2 separate regions of the Homo sapiens genome follow, and region 2 is linked to region 1. Evidence: chromatin contacts called from ENCODE Hi-C or POLR2A ChIA-PET data. All regions are on one chromosome and are shown on one strand. The core of a region is the stretch at or near the end of the contact, and the rest is flanking DNA. Distances in the headings are between cores, read along the strand shown. Region 1 has its middle 22 kb from the start of TMEM78. Region 2 has its middle 120 kb from the start of RHOU.

Evidence for each region. A loop is a pair of places that touch in the nucleus more often than their neighbours do. ChIA-PET counts read pairs that join two places held with the same protein, here RNA polymerase II (POLR2A). Pooled maps may share reads with other maps.
Region 2: a loop to region 1 is called in a map of HepG2, with 4 times the contacts of the local background. The contact joins two enhancer-like sites. A Hi-C loop is called at or near these places in 3 of 168 maps with a recorded cell type or tissue (Caco-2, HepG2 and naive thymus-derived CD4-positive, alpha-beta T cell), 11 of 37 single-sample maps with no recorded cell type and 7 of 50 pooled maps. POLR2A ChIA-PET finds 5 or more read pairs at or near these places in 1 of 52 experiments (MCF 10A).

The regions. Positions count from the first base shown.
Region 1 is chr1:229,224,624-229,230,691 of GRCh38, reverse strand. No RefSeq gene overlaps it. Among named protein-coding and RNA genes, the nearest start is that of TMEM78, 22 kb to the left of the region's middle. RefSeq lists enhancers at 1,913-2,638, 5,229-5,802. Within about 2 kb of position 3,036, at least 3 of the 41 ENCODE cell types and tissues checked have a DNase peak (open chromatin) inside an H3K27ac peak, as active enhancers do.
Region 2 is chr1:228,856,681-228,862,709 of GRCh38, reverse strand. No RefSeq gene overlaps it. Among named protein-coding and RNA genes, the nearest start is that of RHOU, 120 kb to the right of the region's middle. Within about 2 kb of position 1,454, at least 9 of the 41 ENCODE cell types and tissues checked have a DNase peak (open chromatin) inside an H3K27ac peak, as active enhancers do.

The DNA of each region.
Region 1 (6,068 bases), core at 1,787-4,286:
AGCTTCTACATCAGTGAAAGGAAGGTCATTTCTCCGTGGATTATCGGATTGAGCAGAGGGCCCGAGAGCAGCAGGAGTTGGGATGTATTTGGGGCAGGTGGGGGTGTAACCTGCAGTGCGGCTGTGGGGTGCTCTGGCCCGCAGGGCCCTGGAAGCCCTCAACTGATCAGAGCGCCTGGTGGGGCTGTCACCATGATTTAAAGCTCTGAGAATATGAATTAGCAGGAGGTAGGCGGATGGTGTCATTCTGGCCCTGAAAGGCTTCCATAAATCAGTGACACAGTGGAGCCCCAGCAAACTTCCTCCCCGCCGGTTTCTGGAGGCTCTCCTTCCCACTCTGCCCAGACAAGTGGAAAGGAGCGATCCCTTGAGTGGGTGGGTTACGGCCAAATGGCCTGCCCTCCCCACAGCTTGCAGATCTGGGCAGTTGGGTTTTCGCTGGAGCTTTGGGCTTCACCCACTGACTGCAGAGCTGCAGAATCCTTGCAGCACATTGGGGCTTGGGTTCTGGCTTTTGGAGGGATTTGGCTTTGACAGTGGTGGTGAGGAGGGAGTCTTTAATGAAACAAATTCTGTCATGTTGGATCAACACAATGGAGCTCAGTCTGCACAGTGGACAAGAATGGCTTGTTCCTTCCTTCTACCCTTTGTGCTTTGTTAACAGAATGTCCCTGGCACTTCTGTGCTCCTGCCTGCTGCCAAAAGCTTAACTCTGCCCTTGCATAATACTGGAGGACACTGTCAGAGGTCAGCTGGAAGTCCCTCATTCGAAGGCAGATGTGAGGGCTAAAACCCTGCCAAGATCCCCAGGCTGTTTTTCAGTGTTGAGGTTGAAACTTTTTCTCTGCCGCCTCCCCCAGTTTACCAACTCCTCCCTCTAACTGGGGTGGAGACTTGCGTCCAGGGAGTCTTCAGCTCCCCTCTATACAGTAAGAACACCTGCCACTGACACCCAAAGCCACGCAGTGATTTCTCTTCACTCTCTTCAGCCCCATGCTCTAGCAGGCTTTATGTTTTAGGGAGGAGCTGGAGTCACACGGAGGTCCGCTGTAGGAAACGTTGCTGCCTTCACTCACCCACTTCTGTTAGGCAAGGAGTTACAGCGGAATCTTACAGCAGAAAACAAAGCAGGAAATATGACCTCCCAGCGTCTCTCTGGGTCTGAGGAACAGGATTCAGGTGTCTCTGTACCTTGGCCAGTTTGCATTCTTGTCTGCCTAGGAATGCCAGATTCCTTTTAAAAACCACAGGTATAGGAAACAGCCCCAAGCCTAAGGTTCTTTCCCTTCCTTACCCTCTTTGTCTCTGTGGCTACTCAGCTCAGGAGGTGAGATGTTTTCATGGTACAGGGGACAGAAATTCCAGTTCTGGGAGGGGGAGCTGGTTGGGCTTCTTCTTTACTGTGGCCAGACATGAGCAACCTTAGCCTTCGGGCTTACACATGCCTAGCTGGTTTGTTTGTTTGTTTTGGTTACAAGGGGAATGGGAATAAGGAAGGAGCAACAGGCAGCTCAAATACCTCATCACTCCTGGAAAACACTATCACTTCCCACGCGTGGGAAGCCGGCATATTTGTTCCCGCAGTCTAGGCAGGTGGAGTATCCCTAATCCGAAAATCCAAAATCAAAAATGCTTTAAAATCCAAAGCTTTTTGAGCAGCAATATGATGCCACAAGTAGAAAATTCCACACTTAACTTCACGTGACAGATCACAGTCAAAACACATTCAAGACTTTGTCATGCACAACATTATTAAAAATATTGCATAAAATTACTTGGAAGCTGTGTTTATAAGGGTTTATATATAAAACATAAATGAATTTTGTCTTAAGATTTGGGGTTCATCTTCAAGATACCTCATTATATATCTTTTTAAAAATGTTGACTTTGGAATATATCTTATATATTCCAAAAAATTCCCGAATTGGAAACATTTCTGGTCTCAAGCATTTTTATTTATTTATTTATTTATTTATTTATTTATTTATTTTTGAGACAGGGTCTCACTCTGTCACCAAGGCTGAATGCAGTGGCGTGATCACTGCAGCCTCAACCTCCTGGTCTCAAGTGATTCTCCCCCCTCAGTCTCCTGAAGCTGGGGCTACAGGAGCACCACCATGCCTGGCTAATTTTTAAAAATTTTTTTGTACATATAGGGGTGGGGAGAGGTCTTGCTATGTTGCCCAGGCTGGTCTTGAATTCTTGGGCTCAAGTAATTCTCCAGTCTCGGCCTTCCAAAGTGTAGGGATTACAGGTGTGAGCCACCACGCCTGACATTTTTTATTTTTTAGATATGGCGGCGGCGGGGGGGTGGGAAGGGGGAGGGCGTCTAGCTATATTGCCCAGGCTGGATTCAAACTCCTGAGCTCAAAAGGTCCTCCTGTCTCAGCCTCTCAAGTAGCTGGGGTTACAGGCACATGCTACTGCACCTGGCTGCAACCACTCTGGATAAGAGCAACCTGTAATCCCTCTTCCACCTGCCTTTTGTTTACTGTATCTATCCCTGTAAAGTACTGCTACTTTCTAGCTGTTTGGCCTTATACAAGTTGCTTTACATCTGTATGCCCTATTTTCCACATCTGATAAATCAGTATTATTTCATAGAATTGCTATGAAGCTTAGATGAGATAATAAAGGCAAAGCTCTTAGAATGGTACTTGGCTCATAGTAAGCACTCAAATATTGTTTTTGTCAACATTTTCTATATATCTATGTATGGCTTTTGTGATTGTTTTTATTTTTAGTCAAGGATTACATCTCATTTCTTGCCTTTTCTTTGTATTCTGAATTCAGGTTGTGTGAATCTACCTGCCACTGCAAATTTTCAAGCTGAAAGGCCATTTGCATTTTACAACCACTCTCTCAAACATTCCTCTAGGGAACTAGCCGTTTTGAATTACTCCTCTCTTTTCTCTCTTGTCTCCAGAATTGCATATTCCAAATCCAGAACAGTCTCAGCATGGCTGCCGTTTTCTCGTTTCTTTGTGAAGCATCCCGGTCCAGGCTGCCAGCCTCACGTTATTTGATTGTTTTCGGAACAGCCGGCAGGGGGCGCGCATCAGCCGTTCCCAGCACTCAGGCGAGGGGTTCTGACTCCCCAGGTACTTCTGTTAATGAGTTCGGTGCCTGTAGGTCTTTCAGTTAGGATGATAGAAAGCTTCCTTGGCATGGAGATTCACCGTGTACTTCTACAAATAGAAGTTTAAAAGACAGAAAGCTGTATATTATCGCTGCTGAGAGCTTTGCAGTCACGCCTCCCTGTGATGAGACTGACTGCTGTGTTACTGTGGGTAAATTGCTCAGCTTCTCTGAGGCAGTTTCTTTTTATGTAAAAATGGGACAGAAGCCAGCCTGGCTTCTAGAGTTGTTGGAGGAGTCAGCATGTGGCTGATAGATGTAGAGCTCTTAGCCACTGCGGTATTTAGGAATTGGTAAGCATCTTTACTCAGGGCACTGAGGCAAGTTTGGGGCCCTGTCTTTTCTCTCCTTACCCATCCACCTCCTTTTCTTCTCCCTTCCTGCTCACTTTTTCTCCATGCTCTTCATTTCCCTGTATCCAGGCCTGAGACCAACGCCTGTGGGTACAAGGGAGCCTCTGTAGGCATAGGGCTGGGATATACAGAGGGGAGGCTGAGCCACCCACAGGGTGAAAAGAAGGCCAGTGGAAACCCCATTCCACTTCCCTCAGCTTTTTACGTGCATTCTATAAACCTCATCTAGTCTCTTGGTCAGCAGAAGCAAAATTAGCCACAATTTGCTCACACTGCACCCATCCCCAACCCCACTCCACCCTACCAGGGCTAAGAGATGTCAGCAAAAATAAACCCCACGAGAGTGTTCTTCATAGCCCGATGCACAGAACTGGCAGTGCCATGTGGGCATCACCCTGGATGGTGTGCATCCTCACCATACCCAGGCACCTACCTGGTCAGATGTGACAAGAGTTGCTCTAGGGACCTGGGATCCCAGAGAGGGTGGGTGGGTGGGATGGGGACACAACCTCAGCTGGCTCAGAGGAGGGTACAGCTCAGTGCCCAGGCTCGGCTCAGCCTGGCTTAGGGGACCATTCAGGCCTGGATTGGCACCAGTGGTTTGGTTGGGGACTAGTCTGGAAGGTTCCACACCTCTAATCTTCAAATGATGCTGGGTCTGTCTTCCAACTGGGGGGCTGGTCTAGGTGCCTTCTGTCCACAGGGGTAGCTTAGTTTGTTTCCTTTGAAGGCCTGGGTCTCTTTCTGGAGGGATAAGGGTCATGTGGGTAGGGGACCAGTTTGTTCTGGCTTTAGCCCTGAAAGTCCTGCATCCCAGGAAGCCACTCAATCCTGGGCACACTGGAAGGGGTGTCCACCTTGTGGGATGCAGCACGTCATGTGTTAATCTTGGTCTAGATCCCCGCAGGAGAGCTGTGTGGCTCTAGGATGTGATAGGGCACTTTGGGACGCAGAATTGCTGGGGAAAAAAAGAACTAACTATCTCCCACCACCAGATTAGATATGGGCTACTTAGAAGTTTCTTTCTTTTCTTTTCTTTTTCTTTTCTTTTTTCTTTTTTTTTTTTTGGTGCAGAGTTTTGCTCTGGTTGCCCAGACTGGAGTGCAATGGCGTCATCTCAGCTCACCGCAACCTCTGCCTCCCGGGTTCAAGCAATTCTCCTGCCTCAGCCTCCCGAGTAGCTGGGATTACAGGCATGTGCCACCATGCCTGGCTAATTTTTTGTATTTTTAGTAGAGTTGGGGTTTCTCCATGTTGGTCAGGCTGGTCTCGAACTCCTGACCTCAGGTGATCTGCCCACCTTGACCTCCCAAAGTGCTGGGATTATAGGCGTCAGCCACCGTGCCTGGCCTGCTTAGACATTCCTAACAACACTGGATGAATGGGGAGCTGGACCAAGCCACTGTCTTCCAGAGTACTGTGGCAAGTGGGGTCAAAGTGGATTCATCCCAAATGGGGATACCTTGAAGTGGCTTCCTGCCTTTGTCCAGGAGCTCCTCCCCGCACCCAGATCCCACAGCAGGAGGGCACTAGAGCCTTGGCCCACACCCCATCCATCCCCGACAGGCTGCAGCATGCCCTGCCTGGTGAGCAGTTTGCCGACCTTTGCCTCTAATTGCTCTCCTCTGCACACAGCCACTTCCTCTGCCTGCAGCAGAACTCATAAAAAGGGAGGCTTTCCTTCATACCTCTGAAAAGTTCAAAAGAACCCATTTCCTAGGGGAGACCTGGTCACGCCATCACTGGGATCAGAGGCTGCTGAGGACGCCAGCCATGAGCTGCTGCTGGCCGGGCCCAGCTGCCCTGAACTGCACCCCAGCCCTGTCACTGCTTTTCAGTGCCAGCATCCTGTGCTCTAAGGCGGTCCAACCTCTATCAAGACCAGCTCTGTTCTCTTTTGGGATCAATCCGCACCCCTTAACCCTGCACTGCATCTTACAGAGCGAGCCCCCATTGCTGTGAATTGTCCATGAAACGTCAAGCCTAACCTAGAATGGTGGGTGACAAAGCCACACCCAGCTTTGGCGAGGTGCGCACCCTGCCCCATCAGATGCTCGCTCCACTGCTCTGCACCCACCGCCCCTGCTATTCCATGGGGCCCCAACCCTGGCTTTGATTGGGAGTTAGAGCGATGTCAGTTTATCTGAGCCCAAAGCACAGGCGTGTTCAGATTGGGAGTAGGGCTTCTGGTTCTTTGGCATGGCTCTTGGGCATGGACCAAACTCCGTTCTTCCCCAGCATCCAAGTTGGTAATGTATGTTCATGAACATCTCAGACAGGATCCTAGACGCCAACCAATAGGGAGTTTCTGGGAGAAAATGAAACAGTTTTGTGCTGTCTGTCCCAGCTGAAGGTGCTCAGGCAATGCTTGTTGAACAAATACATAAATTCTACTTATAGAATAGGAAACAGATCTCTAAAGGGAACCTGCTTTAATAACTTAGAGGTATCTAGAAACAGGATAGGGCTAGATTGGAAAGGAAAACACTCATTTCTAATATACTTTCCTCTCCTAATGACCTCCACTCTCCTCTACCACCCAACAAGCCAAGTGGTGGATGAGTCAGATATGCTTAT
Region 2 (6,029 bases), core at 205-2,704, 370 kb after region 1:
GGCTCCGAGCCCTGTGACCTGGCAGTGACTTTCCTCTTCTTAGAAAAAGGAGGAGGGTGGCTAATTGAAAACAAACCAACTGCTTCTCCTCTTTCCTCAGCCCTCAGGAAAAGCATGTAATCATCTCCAGGATTTAGAGATCTTTTTCTTCTAAAGTCAAGGGAAACTTGTTGTTCACTCCAGCCATCTTATTGCTCCTGAATTGTGTGGTCTGAATCCTTGTCTGCTGGAAGCTTTGGACAACACACTGATCAGAGCACTAAGTTTGGAGTCCAAGCCGTGGTTCCCTGTGCCTCAGTTCTCCCACCCAGAAAGCAGTTGATCCCTTGGTCCAAGTGGCAATGATGCCCAACAGAACTTTCTGTGGTGCTATCCAGTATGAAAACACTCGCCACATGTGACTTTGCAGGATGGCTAGTGCAACAGAGGACCTAATCTTTAATTAAATTGACTCATTAATATTTGACTAACTGGACTGCACAGCTGTAAGGTTGAACCTGCTCTGACGTTACATCCCATTCCCACAAGCACACCCTTTGTCTCTCTAATTCTCATAGCCACTTTCTCCACAGAGGGATAACTTGGATTATATAGTCTATGTGAAGCCTTTAAATATGGGACATGGGTCAGAAAGGGCAGAATGCAGTGTCAGAAAGACAGCTTTCTTTGAAAGTAAAAGACAAAACTGAAAATGATGCACTGGGGAGGAGAGCCTTCCGCCCACCCCCTCTTCCCTTTCGTAATCCTGCAGAGACCACACGGTGTTGCAAATCAAAGTCTGCTCTCTGGCCAGATGCAGATAGGAGCAAAACTTTCATCTCTTTTCTTGCTTCTACATAGTGCTCCTTTTTGAACCTAACACCCTCCCAGCCTGCCCCTTGGATCTGTTCTAATAGCAGTGATTGGAGCTGTTGTGCTAGGACAGGTGGCTCCATGAGACAGGAGCTACCACGGTGCAGTGAGGACACCTGGGAGCGCCCAGAGCTCCGGGACACATAGGCTGAGAGCTGTGCTCTGGTGCCCATCATCCCTGCAGGCACTGCCGGCTCGGTCCCACCCAGCCCACCCCAGGGCTGCACAGGGTCCCTGTCCTGGGACACTGGTTTTCTACCCTCAGGCATGTTTGCTGATTCTCCCAGACCCTGGCCAGTATTTTTCTCCCAAAAGCCTTCCTGGCATACCCAGCTGGCACTGCCCTCTCCTTTCTTGGACCCTGCTGTGCAGCAACGTTTCAGAGTCATTCTGCACCTTCAGTTCTGCACTAGAGTCATTCTCCAAATATTTCTGTGCTATCTCAGCTAGATCAGAGCCTCCCTATAAGCAGAGGTTGAGTCATCTATTTCTTTTTTATCCACTTGTGGCACCAAGCTCAGACTTTGCTCTGCACTACTTACTCACCCAGTGCTTACTGACTGATTTATTGACCCAGAACCATGGCGAGAATGCAGTCAAGCTATTACCGTGAACTTCACAATGCAGGCACGTGAGCTAAGGTGACAGGGGTTGAACCCAGATTGCTCGCTGGGGCTTTTGTTCTTGCTCTGACTCTACTACCAGCTCAGGTATCAGAACACGCTACCCTATTCCCAGGGGCCCCTGTTTGGTTCAGACCGCACAGTCCCTGCTTTGCAGGGCTTCAGGGACCACACCAAGGAAGGCCACTGTGAACATCATAAATGGCACGCTGAATGGCACTCATTGTTAGTATAAAGTGCAGGTACGTTCTGTACAGTGAGATTAGACGGGTTACTCAGAGCCAGCAGCCGGGACACACCTGTTCTTTTTCTCTGCATCAAAAATCCCTCTTTTCTCTGCACACATTTCTTCTCTCCCAATTTCCACGAGGTGGCTAAGGGCCTTCCTGGACATTTCTTAGACTTCTTAGAAACTCATCTAGAAACTCCCTGATGGGTTTCTAAAATTATAAATTCACTGGCACTCAGCAAATCTACATTTTACATAAGAGAAAGTCAGCCTAGAATAAAAACTTGCCTTTTAAAAGCCAGCTTTTCTGCCACCACTTCCATCCCTCTAGACTGCTGTCTCTTGCCATAGATTCTCCCTCTGGACCCTTCTGGATGTCTGCCTCACCATGGAGCAGCCCTTGGACCCTCAGGCTGACTGAATGACTCATACCTGGGTCAGCCCTCTTAGAGGGACTGCTCCATGCCACTGCATAAACAGAAGAAAAGGTCGGGCGTGGTGGCTCACACCTGTAATCCCAGCACTTTGGGAGGCTGAGGTGGGTGGATCACGAGGTCAGGAGTTCAAGACCAGATTGGCCAACATGGTGAAACCTCATCTCTACTAAAAATACAAAAATCAGCCAGGTGTAGTGGCATGTGCCTATAATCTCAGCTACTCAGGAGGCTGAGGCAGGAGAATCGCTTGAACCTGGGAGGCAGAGGTTGCAGTGAGCTGACATCGTACCATTGCACTCTAGCCCAGGGGACATAATGAGACTCTGTCCCACACCCCACCCCACCCCCCAAAAAAACCCAAAAAGCAAAAAACAAACAAACAAACAAACAAAAAACAGAAGAAAACACCACAGTGGAAAGGCCTGTGAAAGGAAAATAAAATCTCGGGACTCCAAACTCACTATGCCAAAGGGAAAAGTTAAGCTTGGAAACTGAGTCATGCAAAAACTCCCTTCCTTTTGTTCCAAGACAGCTGTAATTTCGCAGGCTGACTTTCTCTTATGTAAAATGTAGATTTGCTGAGTGCCAGACTAATGCTTAATTGACTCCTCCGCTTTCTTTTCAGGTGTAAAATGTAGATTCACAGAGCCTCACAAGAATTGTAACCACTTGTCTCATTGCCTACCCTCCCTCCTTTTATTTTTCCTTTTTCTTCCCCTCCTGATTGCTCTTTCCCCTTTAAACACTGAGGTTCCCAAAACTCTATCTGGAAAAAGCATAGGATACAGATTCTACTGTGATTTATGTTTCTTTTTCTCTGGTGCCTCCTCAACCTTGGCAAAATAAGCCTCGAAATCAATTGAGATCTGTCTCAGTCACTGTGGTTTACAGACCCAACTCCTGCACTTAGGTAGTCAGGAGAGCCGACAGCACAGATTAGGGGCCTCCTTAGCTGATTTCGGTGACCACACCCATACCAATTCTCTGACTCCAACACAGCCTGGTTCGCAAGACTTCATTATCCTGTTGCAGACTTCTCAGCCACAATTGACACAGGCCAATGGGGCCTAAAGTTCTCCTTAGTTTTTCTGAAAGTATTAAGAAAGTTTGTGTAGAAAGGTAATGCACACAATTTCTGCATTTCTGCCCTGCAGTAAGGCTCAGAGCTTATGATGTTTAATTGTATGTGTCAACTTGACTGGGATAAGGGATGTCCAAAGAGCTGGTGAAACATTATTTCTAGGTGTGTCTGTAAAGGGTTTCCAGAAGAGACAGCATTTGAATCAGCCAGAGCAAAGAAGATCTCTCTCTCTCCATGTGGGAAGGCATCATCCAATCCAATGAGGGTCCATATGGAACAAGAAGGTGGAGGAAGGGTGAATTCTTTCTCTTCTGAAGCTGGGATGTCCATCTTCTATGGTATTCAGACATTGGAGCCCCTGGTTGTCCCTCAAACTCCCCTCAGGCCTTCAGCCTCCAGTTAGAGCTACACCATCAGCTCCCCTCGTTCTTAGGCATTTGAACTTGGACTGAATTACACTACTGGCTTTCCTGGTTCTCCAGCTTGCATACCGTGGGACTTCTCAGGCTCTATAACTGTGTGAGCCAATTTCCATAGTAAATCTGTTCTTTCATATATATACATATCTCCTACTGGGTCTGTTTCTCTGGAGAAGCCTGACAAATACAGACGTATCTGTTCAGAACCACTTTTAATATCCCTTTATAAAAATCCTTCAGTTGCTACTTTGAATAATTAGCTGCTTTTGATGGGGATCATGATAATTCTCTTAAGTCATTTTTTTCTTTACTTTTTCTGATTAACTCCAAGTGCTGTACTACTACATGCTTTTCAAACTGGAGTACCCACAGCCCCATTTCTGGGCAGGAAGGATGCAAAACAGCAGAATAATGGTGTGTCTTCCTGGAGCATCAATTTCATTACAAGATTTGGAAGAAATGAAGTCAAGTAATTTATGAAAACCATCTCTGTTCCCCCACAAACACAGAAGAAAAAAGAGAGAAGAACATGAGTTGGAGAGGTGCCTCGAGAAATAGTCCAGTCTCAAGCTCCCCAGGTCGGGGCAGAGGGCCAGCCTGCAGCTAGGACCAGGTGGACTTCCTTTCCTGTCTCCCAGGTGGCCTCTGGTGTCCTTTAGAATTTAAGCTCAGCATTTACTTTGGACACATGATTTTTGAAGGACATGGAGGTGCCAGATACCCTCATAAATTGGACCCCATGAAGACAACTCTGCCACAACAATTTGCACACCTGTATTCCTTCTCTACAAAATCCCTCTCAGCAGGGCATGCCCTGTACACACAGCAAATTGTGCTGGTTGCGTCGCTCCCATGTGCAGCTGCTTGAGTCACCTGGCTCATCTCCTGCACCATCTCATAGGGCTCTACGGAGCTCAGGATCTTCATACTGTATGTAAAGTGAAGGGAGAGAGGATCCTGCGGCTCCTCAAAGTCCTCTCCCACAAAAGGCAGGGACCAGTGGTCATCAGGTAGAGAATGACTCTCAGGCTCCACACACCCATGGAAAGGCCATCATATGAGAAAAAGGAAGAAAGAACAAAGAAAAAGATAAGAAAATACAACTAAAAAATAAAGAAACAAATTTTAAAAGAATAAGAAAAAATATGGAGAGAAGAAAAGGAAAAATAACAAAATAGAAAAAAAATCAAGGGCAAACAAGCTAACTGTGGTCAAAGTCCCTCAGGTCATCAAACACCAGCTTGCTGAGCTAAAAGGATCAAAAACCTAGGCCCAGTCAAGAACTTATATAAGTGTTTGGAATTCTCTAACAATGGCTCCTTATGAGGTCAAAGCAAGACATAGACCTATGTTGACTGGGCATAATTCATAGCAGTTTTCTTAATTTTTAATCTGAAGAACTCTTTGCTCTTAAGAAAACTCAAGGTTTTTTTATGTGGGTTATAGTGATTGATATTTACCTTAGAAATTAAAACCAGTATGATGCTTTTAATTTCAATGACAGCTTGTCAATCTGTAACATTTTTTGAATTTTAAAGAGCTCATAATGTCTACTCTTAAAATATTCAATTCCTTTTTCTTTAAACTCTAAATAATTGGTCTCAAAATTATACTACAACTTATATCATAATACTATAGAAAATGTTCTGTTATGTACCAAACAATAAGATACATTATTAGTATCTATAAAGCTGAGAGAAAGACAGCCTTCGTCATATTTTCTCCAATAATATTACCAGTATATTTCTTATCAGAAAACTTTGAGGCCAGAAGGCAGTGAGTGGGTTGATATATTCAAAGTGTTTAGGGAAAAAAACTGTCAACCAAGTATCCTATAGCTGCCAAAACTGTCTTTCAAAAATGAGGGAGAAATTAAGATATTCCCAGAAAAACAAAAGCTGAGCGAGTTTGCTACCACTAGACCTGCTCTGCAGTGAAGACAATCCTTTAGGTTGAAATGGTAAGATGGTAGACAGTAACTTGAAACCATATGAAAAAGTAAAGATCTCTGGTAAAGGTAAATACATGGACAATTGCAAAAGCTAGTATCATTGTAACTTTTGGGTTGTAACTCCACTTTTTGTTTTCTGCATGATTTAAGAGACTAATGCATAAGAAATAATTATTAACTTGTTTGGGGGCATACAATGCATAAAGACATAATTTTATGACATCAATAACTGAACAGGAGTGGGGCTAGAACTGTATAGGAACTGAGTTTTCACATGTTGAAGTTAAGCTGGTATAAATTCACATTAGAGTGTTATAACTTTAGGATGTTAAATGTAATCCCCATGGTAACCACAAAGAAAATAGCTATAGAATATACACAAATGGAAATGAGAAGGGAATTAAAATCTTTCACTACAAAAAAGTCAACTAAACACA